Regions from separate parts of the Mus musculus genome. Here regions 1 and 2 are each linked to region 3. Evidence: chromatin contacts called from ENCODE Hi-C or POLR2A ChIA-PET data. All regions are on one chromosome and are shown on one strand. Each heading gives the region's core, a stretch centred on a gene start or an enhancer-like site at or near the end of the contact. The rest is flanking DNA. Distances are from core to core; before and after follow the strand shown.

Evidence for each region. A loop is a pair of places that touch in the nucleus more often than their neighbours do. ChIA-PET counts read pairs that join two places held with the same protein, here RNA polymerase II (POLR2A).
Region 1: POLR2A ChIA-PET joins it to region 3 with 11 read pairs in embryonic stem cell. The contact joins the promoter of Tst here to the enhancer-like site in region 3. POLR2A ChIA-PET finds 5 or more read pairs at or near these places in 4 of 5 experiments (Patski and embryonic stem cell).
Region 2: a map of T-helper 2 cell shows a loop between it and region 3 (2.0-fold over the local background). The contact joins the promoter of Il2rb here to the enhancer-like site in region 3. A Hi-C loop is called at or near these places in 4 of 37 maps with a recorded cell type or tissue (T-helper 1 cell, T-helper 17 cell, T-helper 2 cell and 1 more). POLR2A ChIA-PET finds 5 or more read pairs at or near these places in 2 of 5 experiments (Patski and embryonic stem cell).

The regions. Positions count from the first base shown.
Region 1 is chr15:78,403,236-78,407,817 of GRCm38, forward strand. It overlaps Tst (thiosulfate sulfurtransferase, mitochondrial), which reads right to left and starts at 2,630. Exons shown (of 2, transcript NM_009437.5): 1 at 2,004-2,630. The coding sequence starts at 2,598. It overlaps Mpst (mercaptopyruvate sulfurtransferase), which reads left to right and starts at 3,477. Exons shown (of 3, transcript NM_001162493.1): 1 at 3,477-3,509.
Region 2 is chr15:78,493,071-78,497,268 of GRCm38, forward strand. Il2rb (interleukin 2 receptor, beta chain) reads right to left here and starts at 1,996. Exons shown (of 10, transcript NM_008368.4): 1 at 1,878-1,996.
Region 3 is chr15:78,446,312-78,450,924 of GRCm38, forward strand. Tmprss6 (transmembrane serine protease 6) reads right to left here. Exons shown (of 18, transcript NM_027902.2): 11 at 352-497. Among named protein-coding and RNA genes, the nearest start is that of Tmprss6, 20 kb to the right of the region's middle. Within about 2 kb of position 2,105, at least 3 of the 3 ENCODE cell types and tissues checked have a DNase peak (open chromatin) inside an H3K27ac peak, as active enhancers do.

The DNA.
Region 1 (4,582 bases), core at 1,380-3,879, 43 kb before region 3:
GACTCTGGAAGGCGCATGAAGGCCTGAGGGGCAGGCAACTGCCCCTCCCCCCTACTCCCACTCCCACCCCCCAGGGCAGGAAGTTGCCACTGGGTCTCTGAAGACCTGCTTTTCATTTCTGCCACTCTCAGTACCTTCAGGAACACCCAGTCAAGGCCTCCCCACCCCCCACATCCCATGCTTTGTATCTGGACTGCTGAACCCGGAGGAACCTCCCCGAACCCATCCCACAGAGCAGACCATGACCTTGGTGGTGTGCATTTGTGTCCAGCAAATCCTCTCACAGAATGGGTCAAGTAGCCCCTCCCTGCCTGTCTAGATGGCCCCTGGACTTTGCCCAGTGCCGTCCCCTCCAAAGAGCCCCTGAAACAAAAGCCATGTACTGTGACAGGGCTGGGGACCTCTGCTTGTTTATCAACAACCAGGAAATGCAAGGTCAAGCAGTTGGGCTGAACCCTCCACATAAAAGTGGCTGAGCTGGAATGAGAACCCAGTCTCCCTGGCACTTCAGGGCAATCAGAAAAGGTAGGAAGAGTCAGAGAGAAGAGAGGGACCTTAGAACTCAGGCAGCCTGTGTCCCCTCTACAAGCCCCGACTTTCCTCGTCTGTAAAATGATAGGACGCTATGTCTGGGCCCCATTATCACTCATTTCTTGGTTTGCAGCCAGGAAAGCCCAATGGCCAGCTCCACTCTCCCTTCCTCCAGTTTCAGTTCCAAGAAGAAAATGGGGTTTTGAGTCAAGACCAGGAGGCATCCCAGGTTCAGAGTCTCTGGAAAGTGCCTAACAAGCATGCATCTTTCTCCTCTGACCTTCCCAGAGCCAAGCAGGCGGGAGAAATCAAAGGCCTGGAGAGAGTGAGACTGGAGCAATGCCAGCCTCTGCCAACTCCATGTGTGGCCTTGATCTACTGCTGCCTGTGTGCCAAGGCCCCCTCTGTCCAGTGGGATGAGAATTTAGTACTAAGACTGTAAAAACAGGGTTGCTGACATCAGCTGGCAGAAAGGAAGAGACAAGTTTTTGAAACTTTGTAGGCAAGTTTTGAAACTTTTTAGGCAACATTTTGAAACAAGTTAGGCAAAATGTATCCTGGAGTTAAGTCTTACTGATGAGGGAGGCAGAGAGAGAGAGAGAGAGAGAGAGAGAGAGAGAGAGAGAGAGAGAGAGAGAGGTGAGGTGGGCCAAAACTTGGGGTTGCCTCTGGTCAGGCGCCTCTAGAAAGCAGCATTTCATCTCCTGAGTTTATTTTTTCCTGACTCCTAAACTATACAGACTTCTTCAGGCTTTCTCACACATACCAAAGGGGACCCAAGGGGCCATCTTTCCAGGAATACCTAGCACAGGAGGAGCCCCTGAACCCTAGGAAATGGTGGTGGGACTGAATGGATTTATATCTGGATTTCGAACCCTGGGTTAAAACAAAATGATACCAGGTTCAAATCCAGATTCTACCACTTAACTGACCAAGTAACAATCCCCCAGTGCTTCATCTAAGTCAGGTATTTCATCCCGTCCATTTCCCTGGCTGATAGCTGCTGTAACAGACAGGTCGCAGCCACTTGCTGAGGTTATGAACTGAGGTGCCTTTCACAGACACTAGCCAGGGTCCCAGAAGAGCTCAGAAGGGCCTTGTTGATATTTGAAAGGGCTTCTGGGATGGAGAGAGTGGGAAGAGATTTGTAGACCTCTGTGCAGCCATACAAATGACTGCTTGTGGAGAGAACACCTTTTCGTACATCTACTGCATGTGGGAGCGCTGGTGCCTGGAAGTGGACCATGGATGGACAGGACCCCAGTCACCTAATAGGGGCAGCTTGTTAGCACCCGGCTATGGCACACAGGGCCCCCATGTATGAGCGCTATAAAAGACTTCAAGGTTGGCCGTACCCTCCCATTTTACAGATGGAAAGACAAGTCTACCTAGAGGGCCTGAGGGATCCAGGGGTTTTTTGATTCCCCATCCTTTTGTTGTGCAATCCTCCCAAGGGCCACTGGAACACCTACCTACTATATCCGGCTCCGGTTGTGTGCCCAGGTACCGTCCTTGGGCCCGAGAGTCCACCAGCTGGAACCTTTTAGACTGGAGATTCTCTAGGACCTGCTCATAGGTCTTGAGCAGGGAGAGATTCAGTGTGGCTTTGAAAACGGCTGGCTCTGGCCTCGAGGGCTCAGATGTCACCGGGTGGCCCTCCTTCAGCCAGTTCCGGAAGCCACCATTGAGCACTGACACTGTGCGGTGGCCAAACACACGAAACATCCACCAGACTCTGGGTGCATAGAAGCTGCCCAGGTCATCTCCATCGTATACCACCACATGTGTGTCGTTGCTTATGCCCAGGTTGCCCACATAGTCCCCAAAGTGGGCCTCACTGGGCAGCATCATCTCATAAGGCGAAGTCGTGTCCCGGCATTCCTCTATATCAAAGAAGGACGCGCCAGGCACGTGTCGCTCCTGGTACTCTTTGCGTGCCTGGCGGGTCCCGGGTGAGTACCAAGACGCGTCCAGCACCCGAAGGCTGGGCCCCAGGCGGCCAGACCGAATGGATTCCGCCAGCCACTTGGTGGATACCAGCGCCCGGTAGAGCACCTGATGTACCATAGTGTCAGTTCTGCGAGTCACCTGGCGCGGTTGGGAACCAGGAAAGAGACAGGCCTGAGAGGGCTGAGTGCGGTGGGCGGAGCCCAGGGGGCGGGGCTGTTGCTCCCACTACATTTTCCCAGCGTGCAATCGTAACTACACTCAGAGCCAGACTCACAGTGGGAGAGGTTGGCACATTCCCTAGGGAAAGCCTGCTCCACCCCTCCCACTTCCCCGGCGCCCTCCCTTTCTGGTGCCTAGGAGGGCAGGTGGGCGTGGCTAAGAGCTTCGGTGCATTACTATAGCAGCAAATTGGTGGGAGGGGCTGGCTCAGGACTCTGTCTTCAAGAATGGGAAAAACAAACACAAGTCAGAGATGGCCTTCCAGTCGCCTCTCCGGGCGCACTGATTACCCTTCTGCTTTCGTTTCTTGCAGCCAGAGTTCTCTGGCTTCTAGAATGTCCAATTCCGGTGAAAGGGCTCCAGGCACTCTGCCCTGCTTTCGCCAGGACCCAGCTAGCGGCTCCATCCTGGGCGGCTCGCTGCACTCAGTCGCAAAAGTAGCTGGGCTGGCACTCGCCCTTGCGCTCCGAAGAAGCTGGAGGGTTCAAACCAGGAGCCGGGAGGGTTCTCAAGTGGCCCGCACCATTGTACCGCCTCCCATGGGGGTGAGGAGAGAAACCTCTCTCGTAGACAGTCGGGATTCCGAACAGCTTCTGCGTCTTCGCACGGGAGTCTTGTTTGCCCCTCCTCGTATAATACTTCTCATACATAAAGGGGGCTATTTGAAGCTCGAGGTGACACTGGGGCAGCGCGCAACCCGGCTTCATGGCGCCTGCGTCCCCCGCAGTACGGGAAATGGAAGGTGCAACGTCTCGGAGTGGCCCAAACAGTGGGCTGTGCCCAAGTCTCCTCCCTTTGGCTGGCCGCAGGTTGGTGGCGGAAGGAGGGAACCTCTGAGGGCGTGGGGAGGGGGTGACATGGCGGAGCTGGGAAACGGGGAGCGCAAATCCCTGGTATCTGCTACCCAACGCGTCCTACTTGCTTTTCTGTGAGAGAGGGTGCTTCTCCGGGGGTGCATAGCGTGGTATCACGCGGGAGTGGAGGAGGGGATGCAGTCTATGAGAGAAGAGTTTCCAGGGCGCCTCTAATTTGCCTTAGGAAGACTGTCCGTGGCTGCTTGTGGCCGTCTGTGGGTTGGTGTGGGATAAGAGACAGGTGGGTAGCAGTGAGTGGATGGGGTTTGGAAAGACCTGATGCCTCCTGAGAAAGTTGGGGGGGGGGAGCAAGAGAATAAACAAAGCAATTCAGAGGAGCTGTGGTGAGGAGATCTAGCATGCCCCAAGAGGAGAAAGTAACAGAACGGAATAAAAATAAAACTAGCATTTATGAAGCCCGCCTTGCCGAGTGCCTTCACGACCCTGCCGGATTGAGCTGAACTCCCAACAGGAGAAACAGGTAGAGCCAGGAGGTGCCAAGGCACGTAGTGGAAAAGGGACTAATTTCTCACCTGAAGCCCAAAGTGGTGGGAGCTGCCTCGGTTTACCTGTCCATCCTTGAAGCCTTATGCTTAGTAGTAGTAGTAGTCGTCGTTGTCGTCTTGGGCTTCAGTTTTTACCACTTCATTGTAAATTTATATAAATCCCAATAAGCAAGATATCTGGAAATAGAGCATGGCTCCTGCAAACCAGCTGTACACCCCCTCTCTAGTCTATTCTGTTCCCCTGGAATGCTTTTCTCTTGAACTCCCCTCCCTGTTTTTTTGAGCATCTATCCTACCCTGAAATACTGTCACAGTGTGTTGCAAAAATTCACTGTCTAGCATTTTCCCAGCATACTCTGCACCTGGAGCTTGACAGTAGGGAAGAGAAGGTACCAGGAGGGTCTAGTTAGGGAGATGCTCTTCAGTGCCCGAACCCCCACCCCCCATGGGTGGGATATATAGGCTCACACTAACTTAGGATGGCCTGGGCCTGTCCTATATGTCCTGATGGACTTCCAGAGA
Region 2 (4,198 bases), core at 746-3,245, 47 kb after region 3:
GACCTCCCTTCCCTGGAAGATCAACTCCCCGCAGGTGCTTGGGTAGAAAGGGAGCCCTAACAGGTTCAGCCCAAGCAAGGGGCCTTCCACAGCCCCTTGTGAGCCCAACAGGATCTGAAGCACTCTACGTGTTCATTCAATAAGGCAGCAAGCCAGGTCGGACCCAGACATCTGAGCAGCCTCATGATGGCGTGGGGTTGGGGTGAGGGAGGGCATAACCCTGGGGGAGAGGAAGAGGAATGAAAGAGGCAAGATTATAGCCGGGCCACAAGCCACAGCCAAAAACAGAGAATGCCTAAGAAAAGGCACTCAAACCTGCTCCCCACCCCTGGCTGAAGAGGCACAAAAGCATCCACCCATCATGGACAGGGTTAGACGGAAGAGCATATGGAAGGTTCTGGAAGGGTCAGGCTGGGGGGCAGGGTAGCTTCAAGCAGTCATGGTGGTTGCAGCTTCCTTCGGCAAGAGGGAAACTGAATCTCTGGGAGACTAAGAAAACCACTCCAAAACCACACAGCACAAGGCCAGCCTCGGGCAGAGTGAGTACAGCCCAAGAATCTCAGAGTCCCAGGCACTGTCCCCCTGAGGCTCACCCACGTATGCCCTTCGCAACCACCAGACGTTCATCTCCCTGACTCATATATGTCTCCGCTGAGGCCCTGAAAAGGTCTGTCATCCCACAGACCCAGGCTGCTCTAACTGGGTCACCTGATTTCCAGTACAGTGGTGATGCTGACGGAGGAGGAGGGTCAGCCATGAGTGACAGTCGTGTCACACTCCCTGCGTCAGACTGACCCACACATGTCACAGAGAGGTCTCACAGCACAAGAGCAGGTTCTGTGACTGACTGCTCCTTCCCTATGGGAAGATCAGGGCCTAAAGCAGCCTGTTTCCCAGGATAAAGGTTCCAGTGCTGGGGCAGTCCAAGGCCTCACAGGTCTGTGAGGTACAGGGTCGACTGAGGGAGGACGGACGGCAAGCAAGAGCTTGTCTGTCAGATCTGGTGGCCTTTGACCTCAGAGATCCTTTCTCTGGCCACCTCTCCAGAGACACACACATTCACAAAGACACACACACACACACACACACACACACACACACCACTGTTCACCTCTTGCTGTTCAGTTCAGCTGAGGAGTGTGTGAAAGAAAGGGGACCTTCAAAGGTAGTTCTGCCTTCCTCAGCCACCCACCTTGGCCCTGAAGTACTGTAAACACAGCTAACGGTGGGAAGCTCCTACCTCAGGCAGCCTCGGAGACGGAGCCCCATGCCTGGCGATGTCCTTAACCTCTCTAGCCACTCGGTAATGTCAGAGACAAATCTAAGCTAGAACTCTACCTCTGACCTCCAGCCTAGGGCCCTCAGAAACCTGTCAATCAACATAGCTGACTGGACAGCCAGGTCCCAGGGGGAGATTCCTTCTCTCTTTCTCACTAAGGAGAATTCTCCAGGCTGAGATGAACTCCACAGGCGTCAGCGTTGAATCCCACCTGTCCCATACACGCCATGCCACCTCCCAATACTGACGAGCTACAAATCTTTTCCTCCACCCTTCTGGGCTAAGACATCCCCACACAGGATCCAGGGAAGTCCCTCCTAGCGAAAATGGCACACAGCTTCCCACAGAGTAGACTGGGAAGAAGCCACTGTGCCCTGACATTGGAAGGGGTTTATTCTTAAAGGAGAAACCATGACAGCCAGGCTACCCCCTTCCCCAGGGAATCCTAAGACAAGGTTAATCATCAAAGCCCAGATACAAACTACAAAGGGAACCAAGTTAGAGATGAGCGCCCCCTCCCAGCTCCCTGTCCCTTGGGAGGACCAGCAAGAGGTAGTGGGGTGCCCAGGGCTCCCAGGGGACCACACAGGGGCATCACCTGGCTGCAACATGGAGTTGTGTCGAGATGTTCCCTGCAGTCCTGCTGGAGGTTGGGTCCACGGCCATCTCCTGCTCCGCAGCTTAGGTAGCAGACAACAGCTAGGCCAGCAACAGACTGAAACCCAAGGCGAGCCCACTTCCTGTATAGAGGATGAGGGGCAAGGCCCAATGGGAGGTGGAGAGATGGGGGGTGATGAGGTAGCCTGAAACTCCACACACACCTAGCACTGATAAGATCTCCTCCTACGCCCAGGGGCAGCCACTGAATGTGGTGGCACACACGCTCACACAGTTACTGTGGTACAGGGACCTAGCTATGCACAGAACCTGAGGGGGCAGGCCCTTCTTTGCCTACTCTTCCCCGCTACATCTCACACATGCCACCCTAACACCATCGACTTCTGCTCACGCATGAGCACACACGCGCATGCACACACACACACACACACACACACACACACACACACACACATACATATGCTCACACCCTAACACCAAAGCCACCCACAGACACATCATCCCTCTAGGACCTAGAGTCTAGGTGTCCTCTTTGCTGATCTCCATTTTAGCCATCCCCCAGCCCCCGCTACATGCTGCCCTTTACTTCAGTCTCTGAGATGCCCTTTATTTAGGCTAGCATTCAAAGGTGACTGACTGGTTTTAAGGCTTGATAAGCAGTTTGATGGCCAATGAGTGGCCCTCCTATCACTTTCTTCCTTTCCGAGTTGTAAGTTCTAATCCTTCCTCTCTCGGTGAGATAGGGTGGCAGGGTTCAGTTCACGGCTTTTATTTTTAACAATGAAGTCACGAATTTCTCCGTAAATGAATGGGTGTTTATTTACATATTGTATCACAGGACCAGGGACTCCCCGTTTCTATCTCCCCTTCATCTTGGTTTTAATGCCAGGCTTGGGGAAATATGACAAGCTTCTGCCCTCTTGTGAAAAGAAGGGAGTTGTAAGAATTCTGTTCTCTGGACATAACAGCCATTACCATCTTCATCGGGGCAGCTGTAACTGCCACAAGAGAGCCACACGATTGGACCTGCTGATGTTCATCCCCTCACAAGAAGGGAAGAGAAGTAACAGGAACCCCTCCCCTGAGGTCCAGCTTTAGCGATGTGTAACTGAACTCAGGGGTACTTACACACTAGAGAGGATAGGTTAGCCAAAGAAGAAGTGACTCCATCTATACAACTATGGGGATGCCATCATCCATGCTCAGCTGTGACTTCCCAGTAACATAGTTGCTTGGGGGGGTGGTCACCCAAACTGATGTAAGCAACCCCTTACTCCATAAATGTGCACAAGAAACTCACTAGCTCACCAAGCTAGACTTCAGTGGAGCTGTTTCTTGCTCTGTCGTTGGTGCCCTGTCTGGGATATGGAGGGACGTATGCACACACACAAAATCCCCAGGACTCTGGGGATGCTGGAGAGTGAAATCAAGAACCCTAAAAAGAGAATTGAGACAAGCCAGGAAAGGAGGTATGTGGGCTGCCATTGCTAGGGAGAGTCACCCCGGCTGTGTGACCTGGACTTGCTGAACTTCAGTTCACAAATCTGTAAAATGGGATTACTATTTTAGTTTCATTGAGGTGACAAAATTCCCAGGCAAAATCAGCTTAAAGGAGGAAAGATTTCTTGTGGCTTTTGGGTGGCCCGGCCCCTGGTGTCTTAGATCTGCCACAGTGAAACACCATGATAAGAGAACAAAGCTGCTCCCTGACTTGTCAAGCAGGAAGTGGGGAAAGGGGAGAAGGCTGAGGACAGGATATGTGTCCAAGGCATGTTCCCAGAGACCTACCTCCTCCAACTACTTCCCACCTCCTATCAGCCCACCAAGCTACAGACTCATCCCTGGACCCATGGCATCCGCATGGCCGCATCCTTATAGCTATATCAGGGCTCCAGACTTCCTGCAGAGGAGCTGTCTGGGGTAGGGTGGGAGAACCTCATAGACAGACTGGAATAGGGTCTTATCAGTTCTTGCCTGAGCCTGGGGTGAGGACTGACACACAGGAAGGTATCCATGAAGACTTGGGATAAAAGCCAGTTCTCCTTGACAGGGCGTGAATGTGCCCCTAAATGTTCATGCATTAGAAATCCAAGCCCCCTAAATTCTTATATTGATTGTCTGTGAGAGCAGAAATCTCAGAGGCCATTAGGGTGGGGGTGAAGGCATGAAGGTGGCTTCCTACAATGGCACTGATGTGGAAGAGAAACAGGAGCCAACATGGCGCTCCCTCCAGCCATGTGACGCCTTTGACCTGTGCTGAGGCAGAAGGAAGGCCTTACCCACTACCTCTGCCAACACTCA
Region 3 (4,613 bases), core at 855-3,354:
GGAGAGGGACAGTAGGAAATGGAAGCGGAAGAGCACACTTAGGATGCATGCCATGAAATACGTGCGTCTGTATCCTTACATGTACACAATTAGGTGCCCATACACCTGCTCCAGTGCCTGGTGTCTGTGGTCCATGCAGAGCTACATCCAGACAACACACACCCAAAGGGATACATGTGACTGCCTACCCAGCACATAAAACTACGTGCCATGTGCACACATGTGTATGAAGACACATAGCACTCTCACTGTGGCCTAGCCTCATAAATGTTTGTGCACATCTGGGGACAGCACAGGGGCAGGGCACGGGCACACACACACACACACACACACACCTCAAATTGTACTCACGGTCTGATTGGTTGTACAAGCTGTAGTACACTTGCACACCCGGGCCTGTGAGGGAGATCTGGGAGGTGAAGTTGATGGTGACACCATCTGAGGCCACCATGGGGATCCTCTCAGCATATGGCTGCAGGGTACGGAAGCCACACAGCCTAGGAGTGACCAGGGATGGCTTAGACACATAGACTGGTTTCCCAGCCAAAAAAAATGAGAAACAACCTAGGTTCCTATGCACAGCCAGGGTAAGGACCAGGCAGTCAGAAACAATGGGCCCCACCCACACTCCCTCTATCTCCATTTCTCCTTTGGGTGGCTGCTTAGCCCCAGAGACATCTTCTAGAAAGGAGTTTGTTTCTGTCACTCTCCTGCTCAAAAACCTGCAGTGGCGCCCCATTGACTGTGGGATAAAATTCCATCCAGATTCTTGCCCCAGTCACCCATAGGCTCTGAGAATCTGGCTAGTCAAGGGCCTCCTCTGAGGAGTCTCACTCTTCCTCTTTGTTCCACAAGGAAAACAATCATTTCTGCCAGCCTTCCATCTACAAAAAGGTTCCGTGTGTCTGCAGAGGCAGAGGACCTCAGCTGGCCAACTGTCTGTAGACTCACCCCACACAAAACACAGTTGGCCCGCTGAGCAACCTGGCAGGCTCACTCAGCCCGTGGACAGAGATGATTGAGAAACTGCAAAGTGGAGCAAGAATCCTGCCCGCTTCAGTTCAGGGCAGGAGAAGCTCTGGAAACGTAGTTTCCCAAGCCCCTGACCCTCACCTTCACGTTCCTGGCTAGGCTCTGGCATCTGTAATCTACTTGCATGAGTAGCTCTCAAAGTGCAGTCCAGAGACTAAAAGTCGCCTCTGTAGTGACCCTCTAATCCTGTTTGACCCTCCTTCCCTCCTTCTAACAACACAACAGAATTTCCAAGATAGGTGACTGGAACCCTGTAACTGAGGGCAGATGAGTGTGTGAGGGTGCCAGCCCTGCTCTATTAAGCCAGTTATTAAAGAATCTGCAAATAATTTGAAGGGTCGATATTTGTGTTACTAGATGTTGGCGTGCCCCATATTTTCAAGGCAAATTAAGAGGTCCTGAAAAGGAATTGTTTTTCAAGCACCCAGAGTTCCAACAGCCCAGCTGCTCGTCAAAGAAAAGATCGCCACCAGGGGGCGCGCGGGGCAAGCCTGGGTCTTGTCGTCACCCTTTCCCCGCCTCCCGCCCTTTTTCAAGCCAAGGAAATGTGGGTTCCTGGTGGATAAAAAAGATGGATTCCTGGATTGTTATCCTCAGAGGACAGGCCCAGAAAGTGGGCAGGGCATCTGGAAAATGTGATTTAAAAAAAAAAGAAGAAGTTATTTACTTTAAAGAATGCATTTTAAAGAAATCGCAGTACTTTCCCTTTATGCATGGGAGGCATTCCTAGACTCCCGTGGACACCAGAAATCCCACGCAGTGGCGAACACTACCTGTGCTATGCTCTGCCTGTACACATCTCTCTTTGTAAATCGGGCTCTAAAGAGAGCGGTAGCTAATGAAACAGATTCACTTCTGGAATTTTCCACTTAAGTATTTTCCGATCACAGATTACCGTGAGAAACTGAGAGGGAACTGATGAAATATACATTTCTGAACTAATCAGATTTAACTCCTGACACAGGCACTTAACCCGCAAGAGCAAGGGTTAGTCTGACAAGGAAAGTTAAAAGCCCGGAGACGGGAGGGAGAGCCAGAGCCTAGCCGCCCTTGACAAATGAGATCACCACTAGGGGGAGCCCTGGAGCAAGCCAGTCCCTTTCAAGCTAAGAGGAACCCGATTGTTCCTTGAGGACGTTGTTATAAATATATAAATTTGTGTTATGGTTATGATAATCTTATACCTATCATGCATTGCTATCCCAGGGAAGGGTCCCAAGAAGCAGGCAGGGAAGCTGGGAGCATCCCAGAACAAATGTAAGATTCAGGCATTCGGAGCCCTGTTCCCAGGTGCGGCCCTCTGAGTTTCTGGCCCCTCTGGTCCTCCCGTCCACCTAGCCCTCTCACCTCAGCAGCTAAGTGCTGGAGTCAGAAGGAACCGGGGCACCATATGGATTGCCTTGCTACCCCACCCCACCCCACCCTGTGAGTTTAGCAGGGGGATCTTTCTCCTAGGCCTGTCAATCCGGCATATCAGCATCTTCCCACAGAGGAGCTGGAGAGATGCTGGGTGGATAGGCAGAAGCATGGATAAGAGAAAGGAGTGGGAGGGGTCAGGCCTCACTGTGAACATGGCTCTTTCTATGGACAAGCTGAAGGACAGAGGGCAGAAAGACAGCACTGAGGGAGGGACAGTGGCCTGCTCTGTGGTGGACAGGACATTTTGCAGAGCCGGGCTCCATATAACTTTGCCACCAGACGAGTTAGTTCTGTGACCTCGGCAAACTTCAGGCCTCCGTAAGTGTGGTGGCCGAACTATAGTCAGGAGAAAGCCATCCCCTGACCCCACCTCCTTGCAGATATTTCAGAGAACCTGGAAGAATGGTTTGGGGGACCTGATACAGAGTGGCTGCAAGTGGCACTAGTCACAGGGCCTTGGGGAAGCAGAAAGACCACTTAGAGTCAGGCTTACAGGGGCCTCTGGAGCCTGTCGTTCTGCCTTATCTCATGGCTGGAAGTTAGCAGAAAGGGTCAGGCAGGTCACAGGAGAGTGACATCACATGAGAGGAAATGAGGGCAGGTTCCTGGAAGGGGGGAAGCCAGTGCTGCGGTATCGCCCAGTGAGGAGGTTCTGTGAAACCCAGCATCCAGCAGCTAGATCTTACAAGGACAAGACCCGCGTCCCCACCCCCACCACCTGCAGGCCACTGAAGGGCAAGCGGACCCTGTGGGGACAGCAGAACAACAGAACAGCAGGATGGCAGGCAGAACCAGGAGAAAACAAAATGGACAGACAAGATAGGGACCAAGGGTGCCCAGCTAGTAGAAGAGTCCCTTGTCTCTAGACTGGCACTGGGGACAGGGGTTCAGCCATCTTTTCCCTGTACTCCTCAATTGCTGGACCAAAGGACCTGGTCTCCCTCTCCCTTCCTCCATCTCTCAGGCCCCTGCTACCCACACAGCAGATTTTCCAGGACACATTCTTCAGAGAATTTCCCAGCAATGACGTTATCTTTATCAGCCCACAATAACCAGAGACCAGGCCCCAGGCCTCTGTTGTATATTTCCCATCATGCCTTGCCCTCCCCAGGGCATTCACTGTATGGAGCAAGGAGTTAACTCTCCACTGGGGACCCTGTATCCCAGGGGAAGGGCTGAGATGAGGTGCAACTTTCCCAGCTGCTTTCAGAGGAACTGGTGAGAGCCACAGAGATGCCCTGATCTCCCATCGGCTGGGAATGGCTCTACTGAGAGATGAGAGCCTTCCTGAGGAGACACCATACAATTAAGTGTACAACTGAGTGCTCTTTTCCTCTCTCTCTCTCTCTCTCTCTCTCTCTCTCTCTCACACACACACACACACACACACACACACACACACACACACACACACACACACACACACACGGCTGGGCAATCATGCCCTGGGGGCCGGCCAGCTGCCTGAGCTCAGTGATGACGTCACAAGCCACAGGGACTTTTAGCAAATGACTCAGCCTCTGGGCCTCAGGCTTCCCACAAGCTGTGAGGCTCGTTCAACTGTGAGTCCCTGGAATTCATACTTGAAACCAAAATTCACACTTGGATTCTCCAATGTCTTAGGCTAGTGGCGTTTGGAGGAAGGGCATTCAGGGAAGTGATTGGGTCAGGAAGGGGCTGTACCTGGTGAATGCATTCATCTAGCAGATAAAGGAAGCACTGGTGGGTGGCCTCAAGCCCCCACCCCTACCCTGCACCATCAGGCAAGCCCCTTCGGCCCTGCCTCATCTCCTGACACCCTCTGTCCCACTATGACTCAGCAGAAAGCCAGAGTCTTATGCTGCTTTCTTAGACTTCCAGCCTTCGCCACCAGGAGCTGCACAAACCTCTATTCTTTATAAACTTCCCTGCCTTGGCAATTTTGTTACAGCCGCAGAAAGCAGGTTAAGGACAGGATCTGAGTCCGCCTCCCTTGCTCGACTGTGGGGAGCACATAATCGCTTTCCACACCTGTGTGGCACCGAGTAAGAGCCATTTAGCGATTGTGGTTGGTACCGTCTCCACCCACCATCTTATTTAGTCTCCAGTGGAAGGCGTCTCGTTCCAGGCCCTTTGCTTTGTTTGTTTCTGTGTAATAGAACACACTCTTGTTTGGGACAGCA